2 separate regions of the Mus musculus genome follow, and region 2 is linked to region 1. A link is a contact called in ENCODE Hi-C data. All regions are on one chromosome and are shown on one strand. The core of a region is the stretch at or near the end of the contact, and the rest is flanking DNA. Distances in the headings are between cores, read along the strand shown. Region 1 holds the start of Lmcd1 (LIM and cysteine-rich domains 1). Region 2 has its middle 11 kb from the start of Gm38873.

Region 1 (4,766 bases), core at 593-3,092:
ATTATGGCATGCTCATAATCCCAGCACTGGGGAGACAAAGACAGGTGGATCTCTTGGAGCTCACTAGCCAGCTAGCCTAATCTACCAGACAGGGTCCAGGTCAGTGAGAGACCTTATCAATGGTGGCTGGGACTTACGATGGCCAATGATGTCCTCTGGCCTCTTCATACACACACACACACACACACACACACACACACACTCAGAACTAGATCTCCAGGTCTTTATTCGTCCATCCATCCAACCATTCATCTATCCAACTAATGTGCTCTGAGCTTCCCTTATATGCTTGATGGTTGTAGTCAAAGGTACAAAAACAAAAGTCAAAGTTAGCCAAACTAATTGTAGCAGACACCTATGAGAAAGAAATATAGGAAGGTCACCAATGGAAAACCTTCTCCAGGAGTCTGGAAAGGGAATCATGGTTTGGGGCAGAAGGGACTGGCGATGATTTGCGACTCCGGAAGAGCACGACAGGTTAAATACTCAGCAATAGGAAGTCTCTGATTAGAAGACTGAAGGATATACTTTAAGATCTATATTGGATCTCCTGCAGGCAATCTTTCACTTTCACCCACTGGAATCCCAGTTTCTGGCAGGAGATTTTGCCCATGTGGGTTGTAGAAAGGCCTCCTCACCTCATGACAGGTGAAGCAGGATTGTTCTGGATAAAAAGGTACCTGTTCTGTATTCTCTTGTGGCAGGGGAGTCGAAGTCGGGAAAGCAGTCTCCGAGAGCAACGTGAGCTCCGGAGCAAACAGCCTGGCCAACTTACAGAAACCATTGTTAGATGTTTCATGGATACTTCATTCCAAGGGTGAGAAACAGATAGATTTTGCTCATCCAGACTTGCAAGACTTAATTACTAATTTTCACAGTCTATCCTTTACAGTCTCGTGCTCCAACCCCTGGGGCCAGTTCCGATCTCACCGTTTTAGACTAAACAAGTCCTATCGAAGAGCACACCTTTGATCACCTGACTATCTCTCCTCGTTTTCTCAGTTGGAACCATAAAAATAATTTTGAAGCTATAATATGGGAACGGCTCCCTGGGTATGGATATTTGCTGCTGCCAAGCCTGATGACCAGAGTTTGATGCTGGGAGCCCACTTGGTGGAAGGAGAGAATTGATGTCCACAAGTTATTCTCTGACCTCCACACACATGCACTCTCTCTCTCTCTCTCTCTCTCTCTCTCTCTCTCTCTCTCTCTCACACACACACACACACACACACACACAGAGAGAGAGAGAGAGAGAGAGAGAGAGAGAGAGAGAAAGAATATTGTTTTCTTCCTCTGAGAAGTTTAAAAGTTATTTTTAAAAAAGATATTTTAAATTTTTAAAAAAATTTTTGTGGCTATTGTTTTTAACAAATGATAATGTACTAGAGTCTTTTCTCTCTGGTTACTAGAGACCTTAGCCAGGTTAGGGTCAGTTGAGGCTTCTGGAGACCACCTGCCCCCGCGCACCCCCCTGGGACAAGGGGGAAGAGGTGGGCAGAGAGCACTGCTCAGCATTTATTTTTGGACCCAGCTCTCTAAAAATACCTTGGCTCTCCTATTTGCTCTCTCTTTTGACCTGAATGGATCTGCCTGGGTCTCCTCTGCCCCTCCCTCTGCTCCTTGCCCTTTAAAGGAGAAGGGCGTGGGGAGGGATTCCTGCCGCCTAGGGGACAGCTGTGAGCCCGAGGTGGCAGGGCAGCCGGCTAAGCTGACGTCAGGGTAGAGTTTAGCCAAGTTCTCAGCCTCCCTGCAGAGGCCACCCTAAGGGAGGGATGCAGCTTTTTGCTCTGATTGGCTGGCCTGGAGTGGGTGTCCACGCGCATTGGCTGGTCACTTTTTAGAGGGAGTCCCGCTCTCCAATTAAAGCGGGCAGCGGCGCGGCTCTGAGCACAGAGCCGCCGGCTGCACACAGGCAAAGGAACCTGAACTTGGCCATTCAGCAGCGCTGTCCAGGCTGCGCGCTCCCTCTGGCCCCTGCCTGAGAAGCCAGGTGCTGTTTCTGCACCGCCAGGATGGCAAAAGTGGCTAAGGACCTCAACCCTGGAGTGCAAAAGGTGAGCGAGACCCCTCTGTATTCCTGTATCCTTCAGATCCCACTGCTCTCAGACGCACTGAGTACCTAGGGACACTTTAATGGTTGCATCAAATCCACAGAAAGCACAGAAAACAGAATAGGTGACAATACTTATTTGAGGTGACAGGTTGACCCCTCTCCAAATTGCCCTTAAAGCCATTGTTAAGAAAGTATTTGCACTGTGCCGTAGTTCTTTATTGATGCTGATTAAAGGTGAACTAAAGTTAAAATTTAGAGGGAGGGAATAGACGCTTATTTGTGGTCATGGGAAACGTCTTGGCTTTCCCTTGCCTGTACCCTCCAACCCCCTGATGTGCCTTTAGTGAAGGTTGGGGGACTGTGATGCAGCCCCTCCCCCTTCGCTAGCCTCCCAGAGTTGTGTGGTTTCCCCAGCACACAGAATAGTTTCTTTTGGTGCAGTTGGCAATAGCAGCCATTCTAGCTCAGGGGAACTAATTTCTGTCCCCAGAGTCTGCACGTTTCCCTTTCAAGAAGGGCTGGCCCAGAGCCCAGAAGGTCACGGGTAAATTGCTGCAGGCGGGGCCAGCAGCTGTGCCTACAGCTCTAAACTGGCTGCCTGCTTACCTGAGGTACACTGAAAGCAGAAGACTGGGCTATGAGAAGACGTAGGGGACAGGAAAGCAGCAATGGCTTCCCAGATGGGGAAATAAGAGGCATGGGTGAAAGAGAGGTGGCTTGCAGGGGACAGAGATGTTCAAACCCTGGCCCTTGGTCTGGCACATTTTAGCTGTACAACAGCGATAAACTCAAATCCTTAGCCGCTCTTTCCCTATCTAGAATGTAAGGAGGAGAGACAGCCAGTACTTTTAACAGCAATCTTGATAATGTAGGCTAACATGCCCAAGCAGTAATTATTAAGCTATTCTCTCAGAGTATTCAATCTTGCAGGGCAAAGTTCTCCTTTGCTGACATTTGGTGGGAGGTAGAAAAGCAAAGGAGAGAAAAAGAGACCGTAGAGCTCAGGGAGAATGGAGGTGGGAGAGGGGAAGCCCCAGACCTCCTGCCCTCCCACTCCTGAGCCTAGTGATTCCTTCTGCACATGGCATCCAATCAGACTTAGTCTGGGCATCTCCCTGATGCATTCACCAGACTATTTGCAGAATCAAGTGTCATCTCTCATCCAGAATTCACAGAGCACTGAGACCTGAGTGTGGGGGATACCTGCTAGTCTCTAATTATATATGGACTTCACTTTTCCTGCTCTCTTTCCCCATGTGTTTGAGGTCAATGATTTGCAAGTGTGTTGCTATAAGCCGGTTGACATCCTAGAATGTGAGATGAAGTCTATAAAGATCCCTCCCCTTCATCAAGAGCCCAGGCCACACTTAGAGAAAGCTTTGCTTTTATTGTCCCTTGCATAGGAGGGTGTGATTCTCTGGATTAGAGATGGAACATGTTCCTCTTCATGTCACCGTCTGTTGCCAACTTCCTTGGCTTGCGAAGGTTTTATTTTCCATTTAGATCCAATTACAGGCTTAGAGAAAGAATGAAGTGGGTAAAGATGAAAGGGTGGGTATCTTTTACCTCTTGGAATTTTAACCATTGGGGAAGATCAGCAAGGGGGTGGATTAACCAATGTCTTCACCCTAAAGAGTGGAGGGAAGAGAAGGGAACCCAAGAGGGCCTTGCGAAATGGCTCAGCGCTGACAAATACTGTGTCCTATCAAGATCCGAAAAGAGTTTATTGCATATTTACTTTAAAAATCAGCAGTCAGGGGTGGGTTATAACATTTGGCTTCAGAGAGCATAATTGCACTTAGACATTCTAAATCAGTTTCAGACTGCAAAAGACCTATTTACAAAATGTGAAAGGGCTTAACATGGATTTCATAGTGTCCCCATTGCCCTGTCCCCCACGAGTTGGGAGGGGTGGGAATCCCCAGCAGCTGGGAAGTCATAAAACGGTCTTCAAGAAAAAGTATAAAATCCCAAACTGGAGTGGCCTCGGAGATCATGTGACTGTCAGCCTCTCTCTGTGGGTTGCATGCTCTTGTCCACAGGGGCAGCGGGTGGGGAACAGTCCCAAGCCACTGACTGCTCTTGAGCCATCCCTGGCTTTTCTCTTGGGAAAGGAGATTGTTCTCCAGGACAGGCATGTCCCTGAGCATAGTGAAATTGCCAACGTTCTTTGGCAACAAAGAAGACCAAATGCCTGTAACTAGGTGGAACCAATCACCAGGACAAATTTGTCCTTCAGGTGATTATTAATTTTTTTTTTACTGCCACGGGCTTTGGCATCAGATCTGAGTTCAAATCCCAGCTCCACCACTTGCTATCCAGACACTAGGGCAAGGAAACTAACTTCTGTTTTGGTGTCCTGGAAGCTTCTGAAAACTGAAAGGCAATAGTGGCGTTAACTTCTCATGGTGTCTGGGGTACTCAGCAAGATGATGTATATTAAAAGCTCAGCATATGATCACTTGGTGAAAATCAGCCCTTAGTGGTACTAGGAAAGTGTTTTCCACATAATCCTAAGGGCTTGGGTTCAACCTTTAGCACCCACATAAAGAGCCGTGACACATATGTGCAATCTTGACCCTGAGACAGATCCCTAGGACTTATTCGACATCCAGTCTAACTTACTTGATGACTTCCAATGAGAGACCCTGTTTCAAAAACACAAAGTATATAGCCCTGGAGGAAAAATACCCAAGGTTGGCCTTAGGCT
Region 2 (5,516 bases), core at 1,862-4,361, 130 kb after region 1:
GAATGCCTAAGTGTGTCAGTGAGCAGACTCCTCAGGGTCACCCCTAAGAGCACAGGGCTGGCAGCAAATGGTTCTGATTCTCAGACCTGCCAGGCTGGTGCACACACCCCTCCCTGCTCTATCCTGTTGGAAACACTGGCCTGGAATTAGATACACATCTTCATTGGCACCCCAGGCATGTATGCAGACAGTTTCTAGCAGGCATTGAAGCTTCCAGCTTCTGCAAAGACACCTGCTTACAGCAAGCCAGGCCACCTAATCACTGGGTCTCATCACCCCTCAGCTTTGGTCCCCAGAAGGTTCTCACTGGATATGAAATAGGAGGCCCCCAGCTTTAGTTAATAGGACTGTGCATATACACAGACATAGACTATGATTTTACAACTTCATTCTCTTCTATTTCAAGCCTAAGGTGCTGGGGAATTTCAAGAACACTTCCCTGCACCCCATGTTCTTTCTTCCTTCCCTATGCACCACTGTGGCACCGGGTAAATTGAATTTCAAAAGAATATTATTCCAACTAAACATAAAACTGTGCTGCTACAAAACGAGTGCCTGCATTGTTTTGGTTTTTAACAACATGTGCCTCGCTTTAACAATGCTCAAGGAAAGAGGGAGTTATCAGGATTTTACAATACTCAGAACATACAGCCCAAGCAGACTCAGACCTGAGCTCACAATGGAAAAAGATCAACCTCTAGGGACAGGTGATCCCCCATTATCCCCACCCCTTACTGCATTACTTTCTAACCAGCTGGTCTCCTCAAAAGCAAGATGGCCCGAGAAGAGGGCTGTCCAAGACTCATTTCTTCCCTATTCCTATAACACAGGACAATGTGACCTTCCAGAGTCATACTGCAGCCTTCCATGGGATGTCTCCTTTGTCACCCTAACTGGCCTGAACTGGGTCCTCTATGTCCCCTAAACCCCAAGACCACAAGGCATTTGTTTTCCTTCCTTTTATTTGCCCACTATAATTTCAAAATCCCCAAAGATCAGGAATGGGACCCAGGAGCAGTAGACTGTGTGTTCAGACCATGGCGAGGTCCAGTGTCCTCTAGGAAACTGGAATGAGGATGTGGAAATGCAGTCAGTTGAATGCTCTGCCAATTCTACCCTCATCTTTCAGCAGAAGTAACTAAAAGGCCATTTAGATATAAACTTTAATCCTGGCTCCAGTGATTTCCAACTTCCCCAGACTTCATCTTGCCTGCCTGTACAATGAGGCTGAGGCCAGACCAAGGAAAGGAGACCTCTAGAAACTCTCTTTCCCTAACCCTAAAATCAAAAAGGCTAGAGAGAGATCCAAGACTGGTTCTGAAAAAGCTTGAGCCAGAGTTTGTTGGCCTAACAATCCATCTCTCAATTCCTGGTCCCCTTGCTGACCCCAGAATGAGGCTAACAAGAAGGTTGAGGAAAATGCAGTTTCACTCCTGTAACCACAGTAATTCTTGAGACCAGGAGACACTATGAAGAGCAAGGAAGAGATAGTCTTTACTGTTAGGAAGGAAAAGAGGCTACAAGCTTCACAAGCATCTCACTCAACTCTTACTACATCCTGAAGTGAGAATTTAAGCTGTGCCCAGGTCAAAAGTCAGGACTCTGAGGCACAGGAAGAAAATGATTGTACCCAGGTCTCCCAGTAGAACAACGGGGAAACTGTGAGTAGAGTATGTGTCCACTTGGCCTTCCCAACTTCTCGACCCCTTCAACCACATGGGACTTACTATCTTCAAATCATAATGGCATCTTTTTAAAAATATCTCTTCCACTCTTGGGCTCTAAACTCCAAGGAAGTGTCTAATGGTCCTCTGTACCCCTTATATTATTCTCAGTGTTGTTGAATAGGTGGATGGGTGGAAGGATGGATGAATGGTCTTATGGGAAGAAAGATATCTGGACAGACAGAGGTATATATAGGTAGGTGGGCAAACTGAAGAGTGGATGGAAGGTAGAACAGATCTACCTAGGAAGACGAATGGACAGGTAAGTGGGTGGGTGAATGGATATATGAAAGGACAGACAGACAGATGGATGGACAAATGAATGGGTAGATAATCGATCCTATGAGCATTAAGAAGTCACTGAAGACTTGAAAGAAGGAGACTGGCACACAGTGGCATAGAGAAGCACACACTAGGACCAACCCTCAAGAAGATCTCAGCCCAGTCAGAAAGGGACTTCACAGAGACTCAAAACATCTCTAGTCCTGAAATGTCACTTGTACAGATAGAGGTTGTGACCCCAGCCAGATAAGGAAGGATGTCCCTGTGTTCTAGGTGGTAAGAGGTTGGGGAGACAGCCTGGAGGAGCTATGGATAGAGCAATCACTGCAGCATAGCAGGACTTAGATGAACAGGGAGGAGAAGAAAACAAAGGCTGACAGCGAAGTCTGTGGTCTTCCTGGTACATCCCACCAGGGGAGGGTAGCCTCCATGCTTCTGCTCAGCAGGTTCGTGGCACCACTTTTTCATAACGAATTGGTCCAGTGACCCCCTCACCCTAGAGGACACTGGTACTACCAGTGTGGGTACACACCCACATACATGGGGGCTCTACATACCTCTTCCCAGCTGCCAAGAGGTGGTGGCCAGTAACCCAGACACCCTCCTAGTGACTTATACTGGAGCCCCAAGAGGCCAAAGCCCAGGCCATTGCTATGAGGCTTCCTGACCACCCCTTGCTTCCATTCTCCTTCAGGGCAAGCATTGAAAGTGGCGAGAAAGGCATGGACTCTACAGTAAGGGGACAAACCTCTTCCTAGCTGAATAACCTTGGGTAAGTCATTAACCTCTCTGAGCTCCAGCTTCACGGTGGAAAGTGGCATCTCCATTCCTCATAGAGAAATTTCAGTGCAAACAGCAGTGAGCAGGACATAGTTAGTCAACACAGAGTCTGATGCCTTGAGCAGGAGCCACCGCTATTACATATTGGAGAATAAAACTAAATCCTTCCTCCATCTGGCTGGAGAAGTTTAGACGCTCTCCAAGTCTCCAGCTGGGAGAGAAGGAAGAGGACATGTGATCTCTCCACCCACTGACACCTCCAGGAGACCCATATCCACTGGGACTAGCCACTAGCCTGGGTGTGGGCTGGGTAGGGCAGGCTCTGGGACTCTCTGACGCATTCTAGGGCTCTCCAAGGTAAAAAATAGCTTTGCTTTGTTCGCCTAGACACACACCCACTGGACTGGCAGCACGCCCACTGGACAGGCAAGTGGTGGGCTATTTCAAGCTGCATAAACAAGCCTCCACCAAGCCCCAACCTCAGGCCTCCAGAGAGCGGTATTAATAACCCACTATCTCATTCTCCCAGGCCAGAAAGACAGGAAGCAGAGCTCTGAGGCTGGCCAGTCCTGGTGTCCCCCACAATCCCAGCTGACAATGGCCACAACAGGACACTCAAATGTCATATTTCCCGCAAGTAAACAGAACACACAAAGGCTATGGTCGTCATAGTAACGATAACACCAGAAAATTGTTCTGACATATTTCACTGGCTCCCGGCTGCCCTGTTCCTACCACAGGGGCTCATCACTCCTCTCTTACACACTCCTCAGATCTGATGTCGCTGGGGCTTCTCTATCTGTTCTTCCTCTGCTCCATTGGCCCCCCCAACCTTCATTCCCACCTCCTCTCCACCCATCTAACTGCCCACACCCCCTACGCACGCATCTGCCTCCAGAAATCTTTCCTCCAGCTGCCCTTGCCCAAACTAGAGTGGCTCTTTCTGTCCAGCCTCTCATGATACACAGGGTCCATGAACATGGAATACCTCAGCACAGGGGACCTTGCAGGACAGAGATGTTGGTATCTATCTATACTGTGTCACTTCAGTTTGATGGTTAGGTATTTCCTGAAACAATGATTGCTCTTAGCCCTTCGGTGTGTCCATCCATAGGACTTTGCTGCTCCACACACACACACCCTAGCATTGAATCAAGTGTTCAGCTGTCTACTTATGAGCTATGCACCCATGCATATTAAGTTATCTTACAAGTTCTCTGCAGTGAAGAGAGACACAGAGTTGGTCAGGCTCAGTTACATTTGCTTTCTCTGGGAAGACTTGGACAAACATCTCTTCACTTCAGACAGGGTGTCAGTGACAGACTAAGTTCGACCAAGTTCAACCTGATAGACCCCCAAAGCATCACTGACACCCTGCCCTGCAGAGCTGACTCCAAGCCTCACCCTCTCATGCACTCCATAGAAGCTGCAGTGTGGAGTCCCCCTTTCAAGTCAATCTTCCATTTCCTTCCAATATGCCTTGTAGCTGGCAAGCATAAGGCAGGACTGAGTCGTGGCTGGAATCCCAAGTGAGGATTCGATGGCCTTCTCCTCTTCCTTCTTTCTAGAGAGAGTGTCGACAGCCCCATTCTCATTGCCATAGACCTAGCTACCACTGACCTACTCTTTTTGTTTGGTTGCCATAGCTACCAAGTCGAGGTGATCTCTACCCCCAAGGGGTCCATGGGATGGTCATGTTATGCCCAGAGAAAAAAGTCATATAAAAACAGATTCATGCTGTCAGAGGATCTTGAACGCGTTCACGACCGGCCAGGAAGAACGCAGCAAACCGGAATCTTCTGCGGCAAAAGCTTTATTGCTTACATCTTTAGGAGCAAGAGTGCAAGAGAGCAAGAGCTTTATTGCTTACATCTTTAGGAGCCAGAGAGCAAGAGAGCAAGAGCTCTATTGCTTACATCTTCAGGAGCCAGAGAGCAAGAGTGCAAGAGCTCTATTGCTTACATCTTCAGGAGCCAGAGAGCAGGAGTGCAAGAGAGAGAATGGCGAAACCCCGTCCCTTTTTAGGAGAATTATCCTCCGCCTAGGACGTGTCACTCCCTGATTGGCTGCAGCCCATCGGCCGAGTTGTCGTCACGTGGAAGGCAGAGAACATGGAGTGGAGAACTACCCTTGGCACATGCGCAGATTATTTGTTTACCACTTAGAACACAGGATGTCAGCGCCATCTTGCAATGGAGAATGTGAGGGCGGCTCCCCACAAGAGGAGAAAAAAAGAAGGGGGAATTTTGCAACAGCCAATAAAGAGTATGAAAGAAAAGGTCTGGGGATCATAGGTATTACCTCAGGAGAGGCGACAGGAGAGGCGACACCAGCACTTGGTATTAATGGTCTTAATGACAGAGTAGAGGTTAACAGGTGACAGTAGGAAACATCCTTCAGGCTTTAAGAACAGCCCTGGAAGGTCGGGCCAACATCCCCTCCTACTCATATCTATCAGGTCTGAGTCAGTCACTGACCACAAGGAAAGCTGGCGTCCAGTCAGGGTCACAAAGCAAATGCTTTTGAGGGGCATGCTACTCTATCAGAGGACTGAAGTCTGGACCCCAGCCCACTCGTTGGGCAACTCACAACTATGCACAACTCACAACTACTGCCTATAACTTTAGCTTTAGCACCACACATGTGTGGGTGTGCCCACAAAAAATAATGAAATAAAATTTAATTATCTTTTAAACGTATCATAGGGACAATCACACATAGAGGGGTGGA

The links. Hi-C counts contacts between places; a loop is a spot of excess contacts on that map.
Region 2: a loop to region 1 is called in a map of heart, with 3 times the contacts of the local background. The contact joins the enhancer-like site here to the promoter of Lmcd1 in region 1. A Hi-C loop is called at or near these places in 1 of 37 maps with a recorded cell type or tissue (heart).

What each region holds. Positions count from the first base shown.
Region 1 is chr6:112,271,916-112,276,681 of GRCm38, forward strand. It overlaps Lmcd1 (LIM and cysteine-rich domains 1), which reads left to right and starts at 1,843. Exons shown (of 6, transcript NM_144799.2): 1 at 1,843-2,057. The coding sequence starts at 2,016.
Region 2 is chr6:112,399,005-112,404,520 of GRCm38, forward strand. No RefSeq gene overlaps it. Among named protein-coding and RNA genes, the nearest start is that of Gm38873, 11 kb to the left of the region's middle. Within about 2 kb of position 3,112, at least 1 of the 3 ENCODE cell types and tissues checked has a DNase peak (open chromatin) inside an H3K27ac peak, as active enhancers do; it is heart, where a contact is called at or near this core.